Linked DNA regions of Homo sapiens: region 1 is linked to region 2. A link is an interaction called in ENCODE POLR2A ChIA-PET data of the cell type or tissue named here. Cell type or tissue: HepG2. All regions are shown on one strand. Links, peaks and the distances in the headings refer to the core of each region. The heading gives the core; the rest is flanking DNA.

Region 1 (10,525 bases), core at 1,063-9,062, 54 kb before region 2:
ATAAAAGGGGAAAAAGAAGAAAATGAACCATTGATAATTCTACCACCAGAAATAACTGCTGATAACATTTTATTGTACTTATTTCAGTCTTTAACAGCTACGTAAAAATAGATTAGGGTATTGTCCTTTTTGGATATAGGGGTCTGAATTAAATGACTTATGTTTTACATAGATAGAAGAAGTGATCCTTTGTTTTCAGTATTTGTTTTTCTTCTTAATTGTCACTTATTTTGTAAAATACTTATAATTATGTGGGTTAAAAAGTTATTCACTTTGCATCCTAAATGTTTATAACTGTAAGTTTGCCCAATTTACCTAGACACAATGTATTTGAACTTTGAAAGAGGAGCAGGTGTTTGATCTTAGAATGCAAAATCATTACCTTTAAAAAATAATTTTACATTTATTTCAATGTGTTTTCAGATGACAAAGAAATGTTCTCAACTTTTAACTCTTGAGAAACAGCTGGAAGAAAAGATAGTTGCTTATTCCTCTATTGCTGCAAAAAATGCAGAACTAGAACAGGAGCTTATGGTAAAACTTATCTTTGTTCCTACAAATTTACTGTGATTTTTAGGCACTTAATTTGTGACAGCACATTTGTTTTAGCATCATTATTATAAAATATATAGGAAAGTATAAATTCTACTAAACTCTTCTGATCATTTCTTGTTTATATTTTTAAGTTAATAGGCTTATATGGCAAGTTATCCAAGTTTTCTCTTTTTTTTTTTTTTTTTGAGACAGAGTCTCACTCCGTCGCCCAGGCTGGAGTGCAGTGGTGTGATCTCGGCTCACTGCAAGCTCTGCCTCCTGGGTTCACGCCATTCTCCTGCCTCAGCCTCCCGAGTAGCTGGGACTACAGGCGCCCGCCACCACGCCTGGCTAATTTTTTTTGTATTTTCAGTAGAGACAGGTTTCACCGTGTTAGCCAGGATGGTCTCATCTCCTGACCTCGTGATCCACCCGCCTCAGCCTTCCAAAGTGTTGGGATTACAGGCGTGAGCCACCGCACCCGGCCGTTTTCTCATTTTTATCCTAATAGGATTGAAGATAATGGTAGTTCTTTGATATGCTTCTTGATATTTAAAATAGTTTAAATCTTCTCGTCTTGATAAAGTATTTTTAGCCATTTTGTTAAAGTTTGAAGTATAAACTACTGTGGTTCTTTAAAGAATGGAGTATGACATATTTAATGGTTGACTAATGTACTTTTATGTAAAACTGCTTTTCAATTATACTTTTTTTTTGAGACAAAGTCTCACTCTGTGGTTCAGGCTGCAGTGCAGTGGCACAATCATGGCTCACTACAGCCGTGTCCTCCCAGGCTTCCCCCTGAGCGTCCCCAGAAGCTATGACCACAGGCGCATGCCACCACATCTACTTAGCTAATTTTTTGTATTTTTCATAGAGACGGGGTCTTGCCGTGTTTCCCAGGCTAGTCTTGAACTCCTGGATTCAAGCGATCTGCCTGCCTTGGCCTCCCAAATCAATTATACTCCTTTAAAGTGTTTTGTGTTTCTAGGAAAAGAATGAAAAGATAAGGAGTCTAGAAACCAATATTAATACAGAGCATGAGAAAATTTGTTTAGCCTTTGAAAAAGCAAAGAAAATTCACTTGGAACAGCATAAAGAAATGGAAAAGCAGATTGAAAGAGTAAGTAATACATATTTAGAATATGAGTGCTGAAAAGAAACTTAAACATTACTAGCCCCAGCATTTTTTATTTTGTAGACGAGGACACAAAGATACACAAAAGTTAGTGGCAAGAGCTGTAATTAGAATCCCAATCTTTCTGAATAATTTTTCAGTGCTTTAACAGAATATAGTATGCCTTCTGTTTCAGCTGTAATCATTATTTTTGACATTATTAAAGTAAGAGTAATTCTGTAGACTCCATTTCCCTAAAAATATCAGTTGCTTGAAGATTGATTGAGAGGAAAAAGCAGAATAAGAGAAGCACTCTTGACCTTGGGTTAAAAGTAGAAAAGAAAATTTGAGACCAAAAATGCAAGACACAGTAAAAAAAAATAGATACAGTAGTCCCTGCTTATCCATGGGAGAGACATTCCAAGACCTTCAGTGAATGCCTGAAACCACAGATAGTACTGAACCTTATATATTTTTTCCTATACATACATACCTATTATAAAGCTTAATTTATAAATTAGACACAGTAAGAGATTAGCAAGAATTCTAATAAAATCGACCAATTGTAACAAAATACTGTCATAAAAGTTATGTGAAAACTTGTTCTCATAAAAGTGTGTTCTCTCTCTTATGCCCTAGTGCCTCCTTTGCACTTTTTTTTTTTGAGATAGAGTCTCGCTCTGTCGGCCAGGCTGGAGTGCAATGGTGTGATCTCAGCTCACTGCAGTCTCCGCCTTCTGGGTTCAAGTGATTCTCCTGCCTCAGCCTCCTGAGTAGCTGGGATTACAGGTGCGCGCCACCAAGCCTGGCTAATTTTTGTATTTTTAGTAGAGATGGGGTTTCACCATGTTGGTCAGGCTGATGTCAAACTCCTGACCTCGTGATCTGCCTGGCTCAGCCTCCCAATGTGCCTGGCTCACGCAGAGGTGTGAGCCACTGCGCCCAGCCTCCTTTGCACTTTTATGAATGTAGGTTCTGTGAGTCATCTTTGAGAACAGCCTAGTTTCGCTGCAATTGAAGTCTTGCTTTGGATGGTATCTTTTCTCCTTAGCTTCTTCATCTCTGCTGGAAATGTGACAGCAGCTGCTTCATCAGCAGACACAGCTTCTCCAATAATTTTAATATTTTTCAGTCTAACCCTATTATTGAATCTGTGTAATCATCCCTTATTTGCAGTAAATGACTTGGTGTCACTTGTTTCAGGGGATCTTTGCTGAAGTCTTAATATATACTCAATATTTTCTGGTGCAACACATTGCAGTCAGTTGGAACATGTTTTCTGTTAATGCCTTCCACCTACAAATTTAATGCCTTTTCTATTTTAACTAAGCACTTACGCATTGTGGTTGTAACTTTTGTAGTTTGAGGTACAACTGCCATACTTGCATGAATTTATTTTTCTTCACAATTTCATGGATAGATTTATTCTTTATTGTAGATCTTAGCAACCTCAGCATGCAGTTTTTTTTCTTTCCTCATTAAGTCAAGAACCTTCACCTTTTCACTTAAAGGAAGCATGCTATGTCTTCTCTTTGACATATCCAAATTGGATCTGCATCCAGATAGCATCACTACTCTTTTGCTTTGGGGCCATTATTAAGTAAAATAAGAGTTCCTTGAACACAAGCACTGTGATACCATGGCAGTTGATCTGATAACCAAGATGGCTACTAAGTGACTAACGAGCAGGTAGCTTATACAGCATGGAAAATGGATCATTCTTGTCCAGAGCTGGACATAGTGGGACGTCATGAGATTTCATCACGCTGCTCAGAACTGCAATTCAAAACGTATGAATTGTTTATTCGTGGAATTTTCCATTTAGTATTTTCAGACCAGGGTTGACTGCAGGTAACTGAACTGTGGAAAGTGAAACCACGAATACCACAGGGCTGCTGTAATTTAGATGAGCTTAACAGAAGAATGGAGCAGACAAGAGGAAAAAGACAGTGAACTTGAATGTAGATTAATAGATATTATTCAGTCTGAGCAACAGAGAAAAAATTTTTTTTCCAAGAAAAGAAAGATTTATAAAAATATTGAACAAAGCCTCAGAGATATATGGGGAAGGACCTGGAAGATCTGATATTCTTGTCTTCAGAGTCAAAGGAGAGAATGAGATTAGTGCAGGAAAATATTTGAAGGAATAATGTCTGAAAACTTCACAAATTTGATGAAGGAAATAAATTTACAAATTTAAAAAAATCAAAGAGAACTACTTCTAGACACATCAAAATCCTTGCCAAAAACTAAAACAAAAAACTTTGAAAGCACCCAGAGATAAATGACACTGCATATAAGGGAACAAATGTTAAAATTACTGCAGATTTCTCATCAAAAACTATGGACATAAGAAGATGGAACAACATTTTTTAAATGCTGAAAGAGAAAAAAACTGTCATTCTATTTTATATCCAACAAAAATACTCTCTAGGAATGAAGGTAAAATAAAGACATTCTTAGATGAAGGACCGCATAGAGAATTTGTCACCAGCAGACTTGTTCTAAAAGAGAATGCTAAAGAAAGTTCCTCATGGAAAAAAAATACCTGAGAGAAACTTGGGACCTCAGGAATAAAGGAAGAACAACAAAAACAGTAAATATTTGGTAAATATAGGATTTTTATAATATCTATGGCAGTTGAAAGAAGAAATTATAACATTTACTGATGAGGTATATTGATATAATACATGTGACAACGACAGTGTAAAGGGGGAGGGGTAAAGGGGTCTATATTCTTAGTTTCTACATTTTGCCTTTTTTTCTTCAGCCGTTAAGTTCAGGGGTACACGTACAGGAGGTGCAGATTTGTCACATAGGTAAATGTGTGCCATGGTGGTTTGCTGCACAGATCATCCCATCACTTAGGTATTGAGCCCAGCATCCATTAGCTATTCTTCCTGATGCTCCCTCTCTCCCATCCCACTCCCCTATAGGCCTCAGTATGTGTTGTTCCTCCCCATGTCTTCGTGTGTTCTCATCATTCAGCTCCCACTTATAAGTGAGTACGTGCAGTATTTGGTTTTCTGTTCCTGTGTTAGTTTGCTGAGGATAATGGCTTCCAACTCCATCCGTGTCCCTGTAAAGGAAACGATCTCGTTCCTTTTTATGGCTGCATAGTATTCCATAGTATGTATGTACCACATTTTCTTTATCCAGTCTATCACTGATGGGCATTTAGGTTGATTCCATGTCTTTTCTATTGTGAATAGTGCTGCAATGAACATACACATGCATGTATTTTTATAATAGAATGACTTACATTCCTTTGGGTATATACCCAGTAATGGGATTGCTGGGTCAAATTGTGTTTCTGCCTCTAGGTCTTTGAGGAAATGCCACACTGCCTTCCACAATGGTTGAACTAATTTACACTCCCATCAGCAATGTAAAAGTGTTCCTTTTCTCTGCAACCTCTCCAGCATCTGTTTTTTGACTTTTTAATAATTGCCATTCTGACTGGCATGAGATGGTATCTCATTGTGGTTTCGATTTGCATTTCTTGAGCGATCAGCAATGTTGAGCTTTTTTTTTGTATGTTTGTTGTCCACATATATGTCTTCTTTTGAGAAGTGTCTGTTCATGCAAGTGATTTCATTTCTTCCTTAAAAAGAGAGAAGCTGAAGACAATTTGGCAAAATACAAAAATCTATGTAATTTCAATTATAGTGTCACATGTATTTAATATTTAAAATGTTTCAAAATTTTAAAATATTTAATATGAAAATTCTGTTTTCATGTTTAGCTTGAAGCTCAACTAGAGAAAAAGGACCAACAATTTAAAGAACAAGAAAAGACTATGTCCATGTTGCAACAAGATATAATATGCAAACAACATCATCTTGAATCACTAGATAGACTCTTGACGGAAAGCAAAGGGGTAAAATCATCCTTATAAAAGTGCTATTTAGAAGTTGACTAATATTTTATGTCTCTATAACTTGCCTTTAAATCTAATCAAATCTGCATACTTATACTTTTCTTACTGTTTTTAGGAAATGAAAAAGGAAAATATGAAGAAAGATGAAGCTTTAAAAGCATTACAGAACCAAGTATCTGAAGAAACAATCAAGGCTAGTATGCTAATACTTTATTTTTCTTTCTTTCCTTTTTTTTTTTTTTAACAGACAGAATCTCTCTCATTTGCCTAGGCTGGAGTGCAGTGGCATGATGATAACTCACTGCAACCTTGAACTCCTGAGCTCAAGTAATCCTCCCACATGAGCCTCCTGAGCAGCTAGGACAAGCGTGCTTCAACATGCCTGGCTAATTATTTTTTTCTATTTGGAGACATTCTTGTGGCTTTTTTACTTTTCTCTGTAAATTGTAAACATTGTACAGATAAAAGGCAATTCAGAGCTGACGATTTGATCTGACTCAATGAACTTAGTTCCTTTAAATGTATTTTCTTTAGAGCGAATTATGATCTTAATTATTTGATAGTTAATCATCTAGTTTGCAGGTTATCTAGCCTCTTTTTGTCTTAAAACAGTTTTTATAACCCTAAAAATTGTTTTAAATTTTAGCTATAATTGCTACTTATTAACATTACCAAAAAAAAAGAAAATTACCAGAGGAAGTGGAGGAAGAGAAAACTAAAAGTGATTCAATTTTGCTTGTTTTTATCAGTTGGCTTGTAAGATTAATTGAGATAAAGCCAGAATTTCTAGCTAAAATACGGCTTTCTGGCTAGTATATCTTCATGGTTAAAAACATGGGCTTTGTTGTTAAATTGGGTTTCAGTGTGGCTTCAAGTGCTTACCCACTCACTGTAACCTTAGCCAGGTTATTTAACTCTTTGAACTTTAATTTCTTCATCCACAAAATAGGAATGACAATACCCTAGAAGAGCATTAGTGTGAGAATTAAATGAAACAGGGTATATAAAGTGCTTAGCACATACTGAGTTGCCCGAAGTTTTGTAACTAACTGCTATATATTTAGTATTTTCTCTTGCATTTTTAGTGTTAAACGTAGGTCCAAATATGCTATGACGTTTATTCTGTCATATGTAGCTTGAATATAAAAGATTTGCTTTAAAGATACGATGTTATTTTTTCCCTATTCTGTTTTTAATTCATTTTGTGACTGTGTATGCCCATGTAGACATGTGTTTATTCATAAATATTCCTGTAGTATTCACCAAAACTCTTAACATTTAATGCAATGTCAGTTCATTTCCCTGTGTAAGAATAGCCCCAAATTTCATTAATATTAAAAAATGATTACTGTACAGAGATTGTAGGCATGAAATACTTTTATTAGATAAAACTCATGCAGCCACTTAACTCCTGGTTTTCATTAAACTACCTAACGTAACTGGGCAGTCATCTGGTGAGGTATTTCCGTGTGTTAATAGCCAGATATGAGATGGAAAAGAAATCAGCAAAAGAATGAAGTATGATGTTGGATTTTATTCCTTTAACATCTTTAGCAGGTTTGCTGTTTGGGGAAAAATCAAAATGAGTAAGAAATATAGAAGCCAAATTCCTATGATTTAAGCTATATTGACTGATTCTACACATAAGTTATTTATAGCAGCAAAATAGAAGCCTGAAGTCTACTTCTCTCCTGATTATGTCATTACTACCTTCCTTTCATGACTTTTGTTCATGTCTCTCAACATGCCTCAACTTGTTCTCTGCAAAAGAAATATGAATTTTTTTATCTATAGGAAAGTTATAAGGGTCAGTTTAAAGTTGTATCACTAAGCTAAAAGGTTGATGATAAAATTCTGAACTGGTAACAAGAAATCAGTAAATTAAACCAGTTGTTACCTGCTGTTAAATGGAAAATTGAAAAGGTGCTTATTAGACTTACAGATTTTATTTCTTTTGTTTTGTTTTCCTCTTATTTTCTACTTTAGATTCCCCAAAACCCCCACAAAAAAGTCTTAAACATAAAAGAAGAGTTTACCTTCTTTTTTTGAAGATGCATAGCCTAGGGCCCTATCTGGTTGTCTCCAGATTGTGCACCTGAGGAGCTTCTTTGGTTCAGCAGAGTGGTGTTTGTTTTTGTTTTGATTTCATTTATTTATACACACACACACACACACACACACACACACACACACACACATTTGCAAGTGGTTTGTATACAATGCAAGATGTTTATCTGTATGAGATTCAGACTTTCAAACTCTGTTCAAATAAGAAATTCAATAGAGTAGCGGATGTTTTGGGTTTTTAATTAGTTTTTTATTAGCTATAATTGATTTATTTCTAATTTATTTTTTAAAATTTCAAGCCCACAAAAAATTGAAAAAATAGTCTACTCCTCACCTAGATTCACTCTCTGTTAAACTCTATTAAACTCTAGGTACACTCACTTTATCTCTCTCTACACATACACATGCATGCATGCTTGTGTGTGTCCCTACCAACCCACCTCCCTTTTGCCAAACCGCCTGAGAGAAGGTACGGATGTCATAATACTTTACCCCTTTAATACTTAACATGCATCTCCTGTGAACAGAGAATTTCTTCTGTATGGCCACACCACCACTACACTACAGAGAAAGTCAACATTAAGTTAGTAATATCATTCAACATTGTCCGTACTAAAATTTCCCCAATTACTTAAAATTGTCCTTTATAGCCTTGCTACTCAAAGCATGGTCTGTGAACTAGCAGCATCAGCATCACCTGGAAGCTTTGAAGAGTATCTAGCCATGCCCCAGACCTGATTCACCCCAGTGAATCAAGTGTGATGACACAAAATTTAAGGAGACACTCTCAGGATTATATACCTTATTTAATTTGATGACTGCCAGATCTCATTATTTTAAGGGCATACATTTTCATTGATAATTAGCAAACTAACTTTGGGGTGAGTCTTTGAGGCCATGTGAATATCCTGTTCCTCAATAACCTTATAATCAATGGCTTTCATATCTAATGATGAATCTTGCCCAAATGAGTTATTACACTGTTAACTATTAGGTAGTGATATTCTGACAGAATCATAGGTTTTATTTATTTTCTCTGTGTGAAGGATGATACAAGTCCCAATGCCCATTCTCTTTCATAAAAAAGAAAATTTCTAAGTATTTATAATTTTCATAAAACAAATGTTAATTAGTCATTCAGAATTACAGATTTTTTAGCTGTTAATGATTTCATATACAGACTATAAGGGTGGTGTTCAAAAACTGTGTATCTTATAAGATTCCCTTTTTAGAAATAAGAGTGGCAAAGATAATTTCATGATGTAGAATAGAATCTGCAAGAGAGAATGTTTTTCTCGTTTTTTCATCTGCTAAGAAATCTAAGATTTCTTTCACTTTTTCAAGACTGCTTACTAGAACATTATTAGCATTAAGAGGAAGAACACCATTGAGAAGCTCAAATTTACAATAAAGAAAACAAGGAGCAAGACAAGAATCTTAATAGATGAGATGTGGAGCATGTATGCAATATGTGCGCCTTGAACGAAAAGTACCAAATTTGAGTTGCTCTTTGGTATTAAGGTAGTAAAGCAGTGGCAACTATATGAACACTTGGACCAAGTTAAATTGCTGCCTTTCTGAAAATATTTTCACTGTTTCAAAGCAAAGAAGGTTTCACTTCTTTTTTTCTAGCTGACAAATTATTTTCTTAGTAACTTCAGCATTTCAAAATATTCTCACTTAAGGCCAGGCAAGGTGGCTCACACCTGTAATCCCAGCACTTTGGGAGGCCAAGGCGGGTGGATCACCTGAGGTCAGGAGTTTAAGACCAGTCTGGCCAACATGGCAAAACCCACTCTCTACTAAAAATACAAAAATCAGCAAGACATGGTGGTGCATACCTGTAATCCCAGCTACTCAGGAGGCGGAGGCAGGAGAATTGCTTGAACCTGGGAGGTAGAGGTTGCAGTGACCCGAGATCGCACCACTGCACTACAGCCTGGGCTACACAGCAAGACTTTGTCTCAAAAAAAAAAAAAAAATCTCACTTAAGCATCATTAACAGTATGCTAGTTTGTACTCACTTTCCTATTTTTCTTATTCAAGGAGGCTTAAGAAGTAGGTTTAAATACCACTTACCTTTTAAAGAAAAGTTTTTAGAGTGTTTGGCCTACAGGTTCTTGACAGTTGGCCCTAGTTTATCTTGTCAATTGTGGCTCCCAAATAACCATTTCCTACAAATTCATCTTCTTACTACCCTAGGCTTTTGCCAACTTCTCACCACTCCCTTTCGCAGGGCCTTGCTTCTGAGCATACTCCCTTTTCCTGGAATGCCCTTCTAAACTTGTCCAACTCTTGTTTATTCTTCAGGATTCCATACCTTGGTTTTCTCTTTGGTTTCCTCATTTGCAATGAAGAATTAGTTTACTCAATAAATATCTTCTATAATGGCATTTTATATCCTAAGTAGGACTGTATATTCACTATTTGAAGCAGTCAGGTAACATTAGGAGATAAATCTGTAAAATATTGAGTATATCGTTTTGTGTTTTTTTTTTTTTTTTGCTTTTTTTCCTGCTTAGGTTAGGCAACTAGATTCAGCATTGGAAATTTGTAAGGAAGAACTTGTCTTGCATTTGAATCAATTGGAAGGAAATAAGGAAAAGTTTGAAAAACAGTTAAAGAAGAAATCTGAAGAGGTAAATTAACATTTACTTTATATATAGCATATATTTCAAGTGATTTTTTTTAAGAAGCATGAGATGTAGGACAAAATATATATATATATATATATTTCTTTTGAGACAGCGTCTCCCCATGTTGCCCAGGCTGGAGTACAGTGTCGCAATCTTGGCTCACTTGAACCTCTGCCTCCTGGGTTCAAGCAATTCTTGTGCCTCAGCCTCCTGTGTAGCTAGGATTACAGGTATGCACTACCATGCCTGGCTAATTTTTGTATTTTTAGTAAAGATGGGATTTCACCATGT
Region 2 (10,525 bases), core at 1,590-9,589:
ATGAAAAGTTTATTTAACAAGGATTGATTTATTAAAAATTTATCACTTTAAGTTTTTGAAAAATTTCTAATGCACTAAAGCTTTCTTGTAATGAGAACACAAAAAGCAGAATAGCTTATCTATTTATTCCCTACTGGAAATTCTGAAAGGGGTCTTTTTGTGTCTATATGTGTTAGATTAACAAAAGATAGCGTACCTCTACATCTTTGCAGAGAAATTTTTAGGTGTAAGATTTCAATCTTGAATAGAAATTGATATTGTCATTAACACCAAAAATATATATATAAGGAGAATCTAGTTTTAATGGAATTTCTTAGAATAAGCATATTTCAAAGGAATATGTGTAATTTTCCCAAAGTGAACCTATCTTAAGTAAAGGTTTTAAACAGAGCTTGGAAAACTCTCAAGAATTATAAACAGAATTCCTATAGTGGGACAAAGGTTGACTTTCTAAAAGTCTATGATTTTCTAAGGAGTTCATTCATTTAACAAAAATGTATTGAGCACCTACTATGTACCAATTTATCTGCAGGAATCAGAATTAACCAGATTACAGGCCAAAATTTCTGGACATGAAAAGGCAGAAGACATCAAGTTTCTGCCAGCCCCATTTACATCTCCAACAGAAATTATGCCTGATGTTCAAGATCCAAAATTTGCTAAATGTTTTCACACATCTTTTTCCAAGTGTACAAAATTACGTCGCTCTATTAGTGCCAGTGATCTTACTTTCAAAATTCATGGTGATGAAGATCTTTCTGAAGAATTACTACAGGACTTAAAGAAAATGCAATTAGAACAGCCTTCAACATTAGAAGAAAGCCATAAGAATCTGACTTACACCCAGCCAGACTCATTTAAACCTCTCACATATAACCTAGAAGCTGATAGTTCTGAGAATAATGACTTTAACACGCTTAGTGGGATGCTAAGATACATAAACAAAGAAGTAAGACTATTAAAAAAGTCTTCTATGCAAACAGGTGCTGGTTTAAATCAGGTATGTATTTTATACACTGTAAACTGTAATAATTTGTTTCCAAAGAATATCATTTTATTACTTGGAAGAAAATTCATATATTTAAATGAAAAACTACTAATATTTGAAGAAGGAAGATTTTACATTTTATACATTAAGTAAAATCAATACCAAAAGACATTTTCTCTATTGCATGGTGTGAGACAATACGGGGAAAGAGAGAGGCAGAGGGAGACAGAACAGGAAGTAGAACGAAAAATAGGAAGATAGACATGAAAGTGCTTAAAAATAAAAAAATTAAAAAACTGAAAAAAAGAAAAATGGTAAGAAATATGCAGTGAGAGGAATCCAGAGAAAGTAGGTTCTGAGGTGAATGTTCTCATAACTTCGTCATAATTTACTGTTCATTTGGGCTCTGTATGTCAAAATAAGTTATTGCTGGCTATCACTGATCCTTGGAAAGTTGATTTACTGAATTAGCCATTATTTAAAAGCATGAATAAGGCCAACTGTCCTCATCCTTATAATTTTTCACCCTAAAATATTTATATTCATCTTTCCTTCTTTTGTCCCTTTTCTCTTTAAAAGAAAGATATATCCCTCTTCTTTTTTAGAGAGAAATTCTTGAACATGTACTTTCAAGCCTTTAATATGCTTGCCTGTTTTGCTTCTCTGCTTCCTGATTTAATCTGTATCTTCAGGCTTCTTTATTTCCCTCTTCCTTTCATTTCCAGACATCTTAAATTCATACCCACTCTAAGCTGGGTGCAGTGGCACATGCCTGCAATCCCAGCTATCCAGGAGGCTGAGGCAGGAGGATTATTTGAGCCCAGGAGTTTGAGACAAGTATGGGCAACATGGAGACCCCATCTCAAAAAAAATTTTTATTCATTCTATTTCTCCATTGTTGCTACCTCCTTACTACCCTTCCCACTTTGTAACTTACTGTATTTGTCTCTTGAATATTAAATTTACTGTTTTCTTGAAAGTCACAAAAAACTCTTTGTATAATAAACAAATTTAGTATCCTCTTTTTCTTCAGCTTTTGTAGATTTAACTGTCCATTCCCCCTTTTGATATTTTCTCTTCTCTTGACTTTTATGATTTAATATTTTTCTGGTCCTCTTCTTATTTTGAACTAATTACTTTCTCACTTTTCTGCTCCTCGTATTCCTTATGTTCCACAATATAGGATTTAATCTGTAGTTTGAGAATGGAAATAATCTCCTTTAGATAATGTCAGCTTTTTAAAAAATGCCTAACATCATTTTCAAACACATCAAGATAGCTTTGGTGGCCTGAACAGTTAAAAACTATTTTTTTGGAATAGATCCAAGACAAAGAAAAATTGTTGAGTGAGTTTTTCTTCATAATACTTATTTTTGCTGGCTTAAGTATATGTCTATCTACTTGTTTATTGATTGTCTCCCCCACTGAAAATGTAAGCTCTGTGTGGAGAGGGTATGGTCATTTCGCTTATTTCTATATTTCTAGTGCCTGGTATATAGTAGATGCTGAATGAATATTTATGAATGTATCAAGTGGCTAAATAAATTATATACAGTAAACACAACTGTAGTTTTAAATGCTAGATTTCATCAGGCTGTGCTGGCCAAAATTTCACTTTTAGCATATTACTTTTAGCACCCAAGAAGTTAAAGATTCAGTAAAGGTAACTGAGAAGTAATCAGTGAAATAGAAGAGAAATTAGGAGAGTATAATATTTCACAATGTATTTCAAGGAGGGTGAGATCAATTGTGTCCAGTGTTGCTAAGTAAAGTGAAGGTTGATTATTGACTATCATATTTGGTAATGTCGAGGCTTTTATGACCCTCATAAGACTGGCTTTAGCCTAACAATGGGAATGAAAGCCTGTTGTAGAGTGGGTTTAGCATAGAATGGAAAGAGAGGAAATAGAAACATCAAGAATAGACAACTCTTTGGATAAAGAGTAAAGCAGAGAAATGAGGGAGATGTGATGTCAAGGGAGAGTTTTTTGTTTTGCTTTTTAACATAAGAGAGAAAACAGCTGTTGGATATTGATAGGAATGATCCAGTAGACAGGGAAACAGCCATTCAAGACAGAGCAGAAGGAGTAAAATCCTTAAGGTAGGCTTAAGAAATGGGATACAGGAGAGCAGTAGAGGAGTTGGTCTTGGATAAAAAGGGGCAGTTCATCCACTGTGGTGGGAAGGCAGGCAGAATATGGGAGCACAGAAACACATGGAATGGAAGGTTTGATAGTGGGAGAGAAATTTCTTTATCAATTGCTTTTCTTTTCTTTTTTTTTTTGAGACGGAGTCTGGCTGTGTTGCCCAGGCTGGAGTGCAGTGGCGCAATCTTGGCTCACTGCAAGCTCCGCCTCCCAGGTTCACGCCATTCTCCTGCCTCAGCCTCCCGAGTAGCTGGGACTACAGGCGCCCGCCACCACGCCCGGCTAATTTTTTGTATTTTTAGTAGAGACGGGGTTTCACTGTGTTAGCCAGGATGGTCTCGATCTCCTGACCTCGTGATCTGCCTGCCTCTGCCTCCCAAAGTGCTGGGATTACAGGCGTGAGCCATCGTGCCCGGCCAATTGCTTTTATTTTCTTAGTGAGATAAGAAGCAGGGTTTTTAGTTAAGGCACAGTAAGATATTGGATATTTAAGAACAGGGAAGGTATGTGAAATGGTTACTTACTTTGGAGAGTAGGAAAGCATAAACAGACTAGCAAAGTCTAGTAGAATTGCCAGCCAGATAGTTCTGTCATGTGGAACAACCGTGCAAGATACAGGACATCTGGCATCATTTGTTTCTGCCTGTTGTATATCAGCAGCAGCATGTCCCTTTCTCCCCTATCACAATGACAAACAAAAAGTACCATCACAAATTTCTAGAATGTTCTGTAGAGGATGGTACTGCACCCTTTAAGAACCTCTGCTCTACTCCAGTGACCCTTGCAGTCATAGATATGCAAGACTCTCTTTTTGGTAAAAATCGCACCTAATTTATGCAGGATAAATTTGATAAGTACAGTGACAGACTGTGATCATAACAATACATAGCCTTTACTGTATGTCAAGCAAATCCTTTACATAAATTAACTCATTTAATCCTTATAACAACCCCCTGATAGGTACTATTATCTGAATAGTACCAAATAATAGTACCTAATAGTTCTACTGTAGTGGGTACTATTATTATCCTTATGATATGAGGAAACTGAGTCCCTGCTCTTAACCACTATATATAATCTTTACATAATTGTATTGGTATTTTCTTCAGTATGTCTAATTACATAGTTTGGTCTTGCAGTTGCTTAGCCAATTAAGGATTAAGAGTAGGAGTTAGCCAGGCGCGGTGGCTCACGCCTGTAATCCCAGCACTTTGGGAGGCTGAGGCAGGTGGATCACGAGGTCAGGAGTTCAAGACCAGCCTGGCCAAGAGGGCAAAACCCCATCTCTACTAAAAACACAAAAATTAGCTGGGCATGGTGGTGCGCACCTGTAATCCCAGCTGCTCAGGAGGCTGAGGTGGAGAATTGCTTGAACCCGGGAGGCAGAGGTTGCAGTGAGCCGAGACTGCGCCACAGCACTCCAGCCTGGGTGACAGAGCGAGACTCCATCTCTAAATAAATAAATAAATAGTAGGAGTTAAAAGTTACTACATAACAGATAGAATAATTTCTTACTCTGTAGGTTTTTGCAATATATATTTGAATTTTTCAAGTCATTTCACCTATTCAATTATCATTGAAGATCAATGCCAAATTAAAATATTCAAAATACTGGCCGGGCAAGGTGCCTCACACCTTTAATCCCAACACTTTGGGAGGCCAAGCAGGAGGATTACTTGAGACTAGGATTTCAAGGACAGCCTGGGCAACATAGCAAGACCCGATCTCTACAGAAAAATAAAATGAAAAACTAGCTGGGCATGGTGGCGCACATCTGTAGTCCTAGCTACTTGGAAGCTGAGGTGGGAGGATTGCTTGAGCCCAGTTCGAGGCTGCAGTGAGCTATTATCATGCAATGCAGCAAGAACCCATCTCTAAACAAAACAAACAAACGTAGCCTATTGTTAAACTTAAAGATTGGATTCTTAAAATCCTATCAAAGTTATATTCTGTATAAACATAGTTTTCTTGATTGTCAATGATACTCTACTGAGTTTTAAATGCATTGACCACTGTCAATACTCATAACTTTAAGCTCACATGGAACTCCTACAGCGCATGAGCCTCAGTTGCATTACCTGTGGTAGTGACCACCTCATAGTCATTTATATGTATGTTGCATTAATAAATATATACTACTCTGTAAAATTTAATGAAAGAGATGTATTTTTATTTTTTTGAGGCAGAGTCTTGTGCTGTCACCCAGGCTGGAGTGTAGTGGCACGAGAGCTCACTGCAACCTCCGCTTCCCAGGTTCAAGCAATTCTCATACCTCAGCCCCCTAAGTAGCTGGGATTACAGGCGTGTGTCACCATGCCTGGCTAATTTTTGCATTTTTTAGTAGAGATGGGGTTTCACCATGTTGGCCAAGCTGGTCTCAAACTCCTGGCCCCAAGTGATCTACCCACCTTGGCCTCCCAAAGTGCTGAGATGACAGGCGTGAGCCACCGCACCTGGCCTGAAAGAGACATTTTAAATTGGGATGTAGAGCCATGATCTGTAGCCTAGTTCAGGTCCTCGGCTTATTTCACCTGCCACTTAAGTATGACATTGCATTGGTCTCCTATTTAAAAGCAGGATTTTAAAACTCTTTTAAACCAAATAAATTATTATTTAAATAAAGAAATCCAGTATGTCAAATAGATTCAAAGGTAGTTTATCTGATTGGGGGTAGGATATGTCTGACCTTTACCCAGTTACTTAAATCTACTCATGGCTGCTCATGCAAAAGCTCCAGAGCAGCCCTGGATTAATCATTAAGGAAAATAAGCAGGAGCATAGGGGACTAAGGGGAATGCCACAGAGTTGTTTGCCCTAGCTATCATCCTCTTAATTCGTTCACTGCCACACTTGACTTTAGTAGAATTTTTAGTAACTGTCTTTATCTGCCAGTTCAAATTTAATCTGCACTATTAAAAAATCATTTTCTTTGGTATGATGAGTGACAAAAGTTTAAAAGTTTGATTTGAAAGTGTCATCAGGTATTACATTTGTTTCTTTACACATGGTGTGAGTTTCAAAACCAGCTACCTGGGTCTGGATAGCATTTGACTCATCAGCTGATTCGTCTAAAGGACTCTTAAGCAATTTTTTAAAGCAGTGGTAGGGCCAGGAGGCGCCATTGTTGGGCTGTGCAGAGGGTATCAGCTGGCCTAAATCCAGCTCTGCTTCAGAAAAGTGCAGTTTTAAAGTCCACTGGTACAATGAAAAGAATGTGGAAACCGATACATGAGAAGTGTTTAATAAGTGTTAGCTCCCTTGTGTTGCAGCCCAAATACTATTTTCCTAATGGTTAAGTACGTTGGCACTTCCATTGAGAGTAAAGCCTCTTAACACTGAAGTATTCTGCTTTCAGACTAACAAAAGCTTCAGAACTCAAAAAATTACACCTGTACACAATTTAGAACACAATATCAGCAAGTTCAGAGACTTCATATTAACTCCTATTCTAATCCTGTTTTGGATTAGAGCAGTGGAAGTGTTGTGAATACTGATTAATTAGCTAATTCACCATTTATTAGGAATTTATAAAAAGTTATTACTTCTATTTCTCTTATTTGTAAGTAGTTTTCAAGATATGGTACATATATCATGCAGTAAGATGAAAAATAAGAAATTAGGAAATTAGCTATAGGGAAAACAAAGATGAAAAAAAAATGTTAAACCAGGAGTACAGGTAATACCTAGAGACATGATAATATTTTCAAATTCACACCCTCAGTAAAGATGAAGGTATGACAAGAAAATTTGGCCCATATTTTTTTAAATCCCCTGGGCCTTTTTCCTCTATTTTTCTACTTTATGTTAAACTGCTTTTATATGCAAATAATTGTGTAGGGGTGGGTTGCCCCTACACACCTGTGGGTGTTTCTCGTAAGGTGGGACAAGAGATTTGGAAAAGAAAAAGACACAGAGACAAAGTATAGAGAAAGAAATAAGGGGACCCGGGGAACCAGGGTTCAGCATATGGAGGATCCCGCCAGCCTCTGAGTTCCCTTAGTATTTATTGATCATCTGTGGGTGTTTCTCAAAGAGGGGGATGTGTCAGGGTCACAAGACAATTGTGGGGAGAGGGTCAGCAGACAAACACGTGAACAAAGGTCTTTGCATCATAGACAATGTAAAGGATTAAGTGCTGTGCTTTTAGATATGCATACACATAAACATCTCAATGCTTTACAAAGCAGTATTGCTGCCCGCAGGTCCCACCTCCAGCCCTAAGGCGGTTTTTCCCTATCTCAGTAGATGGAGCATACAATCGGGTTTTATACCGAGACATTCCATTGCCCAGGGACAGGCAGGAGACAGATGCCTTCCTCTTGTCTCAACTGCAAGAGGCATTCCTTCCTCTTTTACTAATCCTCCTCAGCACAGACCCTTTACGGGTGTCGGGCTGGGGGACGGTCAGGTCTTTCCCTTCCCACGAGGCCATATTTCAGACTATCACATGGGGAGAAACCTTGGACAATACCTGGCTTTCCTAGGCAGAGGTCCCTGCGGCCTTCCGCAGTTTTTGTGTCCCTGGGTACTTGAGATTAGGGAGTGGTGATGACTCTTAAGGAGCATGCTGCCCTCAAGCATCTGTTTAACAAAGCACATCTTGCACCTCCCTCAATCCATTTAACTCTGAGTTGACACAGCACACGTTTCAGAGAGCACGGGGTTGGGGGTAAGGTTATAGATTAACAGAATCTCAAGGCAGAAGAATTTTTCTTAGTACATAACAAAATGGAGTCTCCTATGTCTACTTCTTTCTACACAGACACAGTAACAATCTGATCTCTCTTGCTTTTCCCCACATAATTGTCTTTTGTCTCTGTCTGCTCTTTTTTTCTTCTTTTAATCTTCCTTTTTCATTGATTTTTTCATGTAGCTATTCATCATCCTTGTTTATTGTGCTCTCAAACTATAACATGACACTGATGCCAAAATGTTATATTTATGTTCCTTTTTTCGAGTTTTAAAATTAGTTTAACCCCATATTCACACCCACCTCATCAAGCCAGAATTATTTGCTTTTATTTTTTATTTTATTTATTTTATTTTATTTTTTTGAGATGGAGTTACCCTCTTGTCTCCCAGGCTGGAGTGCAGTGGTGCGATCTCGGCTCCCTGCAACCTCCCCCTCCAAGGTTCAAGTGATTCTCCTGCCTTAGCCTCCTGACTAGCTGGGATTACAGACGCTCGCCACCACACCCAGCTAATTTTTGTATGTTTTAGTAGAGACAGGGTTTCACCATGTTGGCCAGGCTGGTCTCAAACTCCTGACCTCAGGTGATCCATGCACCTCGGCCTCCCAAAATGCTGGGATTACAGGCAGTGAGCCACTGCACCCGGCCTGCATTTTATATTCATGTGGTTCATTATTGACTTTTTATGATTCATATTTTTCAGTAGACTAAATATTTCTCACTCTCGCTTTAAATTATACTCCTGTTATTATGGTAGACTTTTAATGCTAAATCAGTTTAGGAATATTTCAAATATTAATCTATTATTTTGCATTATTCTAGGGAGAAAATGTGTAATTCAAAGAAGATACTGATGTGTTGAAAAAATGGAATTTTTGGTACTGTGCTGTTTACTTATTATATGTAGCTCATACTTCATAGAAGCTGTTATTTTGCTTTTGAATAAATTTTATATTTCAATATTTTAAAAGAAAGCCCTTCTAAAACTTAATTATATTTTTAAAGAAAATTTATTATTTTATTTATTGTTTTTTGGCTTAAACTTGCTGCTTTCTTTTGCTTTTTATATAAAAATCATTGTTAAAATGCATAAGTACATTGAGGAATGCAAATTTTTTTTTTTTTTTAATGAAAGGCCTCACATATTTATTACTGAACCCAGCCAACCAATGCGTTCATAACAGATGCAGAGAGACAAAATATATTCCCAACAAAACATGTCAAACTCTCCGGATAGTGGTGACATTTTCAGCCTGATATGGTAACATGATTGTGACCTTCAGACAGCATAAATATGTGTGCCATCTCATGTGCAATTCCTTATAGACCCAGCTTGGTTCTTCTCCATTGTCTCCTTTTGGTTTTATTTTATTAATAAAATCCTGATTTTATTACCAGTTTTCATCTGAATCCACTGGGGAATGGGACAATTTTGCTTTTGTTTCTTGGCCAGCAATCACTTAATCCTGAAAGTCTTGTGAGAAGACATGGCAAGAAGCAAAGTCAAGCACACACCATGATGGCAGAGAAAGGAAAAGAGGCGAGGAATGTCAGTTCTTAATCAGACTATTATTTGCTAATTTTTCTAGTATTACTTAATTTTTAAAATTAGTATAAATTTATAAGTCATTCTGCCACAGGTTTATAATTGTACTAATAATGGCTGACTTTCATTGAGTCAGTTTACTGTTTATCAGTGACTATTCTAGGCAGTTGTATTAGTCTGTTCTCATGCTGCCAATAAAGACATACCCCAGACTGGCTGGGCGCGGTGGCTTACGCCTGTAATCCTTGCACTTTGGGAGGCCGAGGCAGGCGGATCATGAGGTTAGGAGATCGAGACCATCCTGGCTAACATGGTGAAACCCTGTCTCTACTAAAAATACAAAAAAATTAGCCGGGTGTGGTGGCAGGCACGTGTAGTCCCAGCTACTTGGGAGGCTGAGGCAGGAGAATGGCATGAACCCGGGAGGCGGAGCTTGCAGTGAGCCAAGATCGTGCCACTGCACTCTAGTCTGGGCAACAGAGCGAGACTCAAAAAAAAAAAAAAAAAAGACATACCTCAGACCTCAGACTGGGTAATTTATAGAGAAAAGAGGTTTTTTGGTTTTGAGATGGAGTTTGCTTTTGTCACCCAGATTGGAGTACAGTGGCACCATCTTGGCTCACTGCAACCTCCGCCTCCTGGGTTCAAGCGATTCTCCTGCCTCAGCTTCCTGACTAGCTGGGATTACAAGTGCCCACCGCCATGCCTGGCTAATATTTTGTATTTTTTAGTAGAGATGGGGTTTCACGATGTTGGCCTGGCTGGTCTTGAACTCCTGACCTCAGGTGATCCACCCACCTCGGCCTCCCAAAGTGTCAGGATTACAGGCTTGAGCCACTGTGCCTGGCCAGAAAAGAGGTTTAATAGACTCACAGTTCCACATGGCTGGGAGGCCTCACAATCAATCATAGCAGAAGGCAAAGGAGGAGCAAAGTCAAGTTTTGCACAGCAGCAGGTAAGAGAGAGCATATGTGGGGGAACACCCCTTTATAAAACCTCAGATCTCATGAGACTTATTGACTATCACAAGAACAGCATGGGAAAGACCCACCCTCATGATTCATATTTTTTGAGGATTTAAAGGAAAAGATGGCCATAATGAGTGAATAGATGGGGAGGAATCTTAGACAAATACAAATCAATGAGTGGTACA

The links. ChIA-PET counts read pairs that join two places held together with the same protein. Peaks named below come from ENCODE experiments on the same cell type or tissue, not always from the same donor. Only the 100,000 strongest peaks of a DNase experiment are listed, where the experiment ranks them.
Region 1: POLR2A ChIA-PET joins it to region 2 with 12 read pairs; 4 of 35 experiments call an interaction of 5 or more read pairs at or near these places.

The regions. Positions count from the first base shown.
Region 1 is chr1:93,216,213-93,226,737 of GRCh38, forward strand. CCDC18 (coiled-coil domain containing 18) reads left to right here. Exons shown (of 29, transcript NM_001378204.1): 13 at 424-534; 14 at 1,526-1,657; 15 at 5,397-5,531; 16 at 5,647-5,724; 17 at 10,121-10,237. LOC107985521 (a long non-coding RNA gene) reads right to left here and starts at 9,479. Exons shown (of 2, transcript XR_001737683.2): 1 at 9,440-9,479; 2 at 4,255-8,159. In HepG2, for the core only: no CTCF peak of the experiment used is centred there; a DNase peak (open chromatin) is centred at 5,879.
Region 2 is chr1:93,269,815-93,280,339 of GRCh38, forward strand. It overlaps CCDC18 (coiled-coil domain containing 18), which reads left to right. Exons shown (of 29, transcript NM_001378204.1): 28 at 533-1,000; 29 at 8,649-8,916. The coding sequence ends at 8,663. It also overlaps the pseudogene LOC100130531. Among named protein-coding and RNA genes, the nearest start is that of CCDC18-AS1, 71 kb to the right of the region's middle. RefSeq lists an enhancer at 6,934-7,901. In HepG2, for the core only: no CTCF peak of the experiment used is centred there; DNase peaks (open chromatin) are centred at 5,887 and 6,277; H3K4me3 peaks cover 1,167 bases.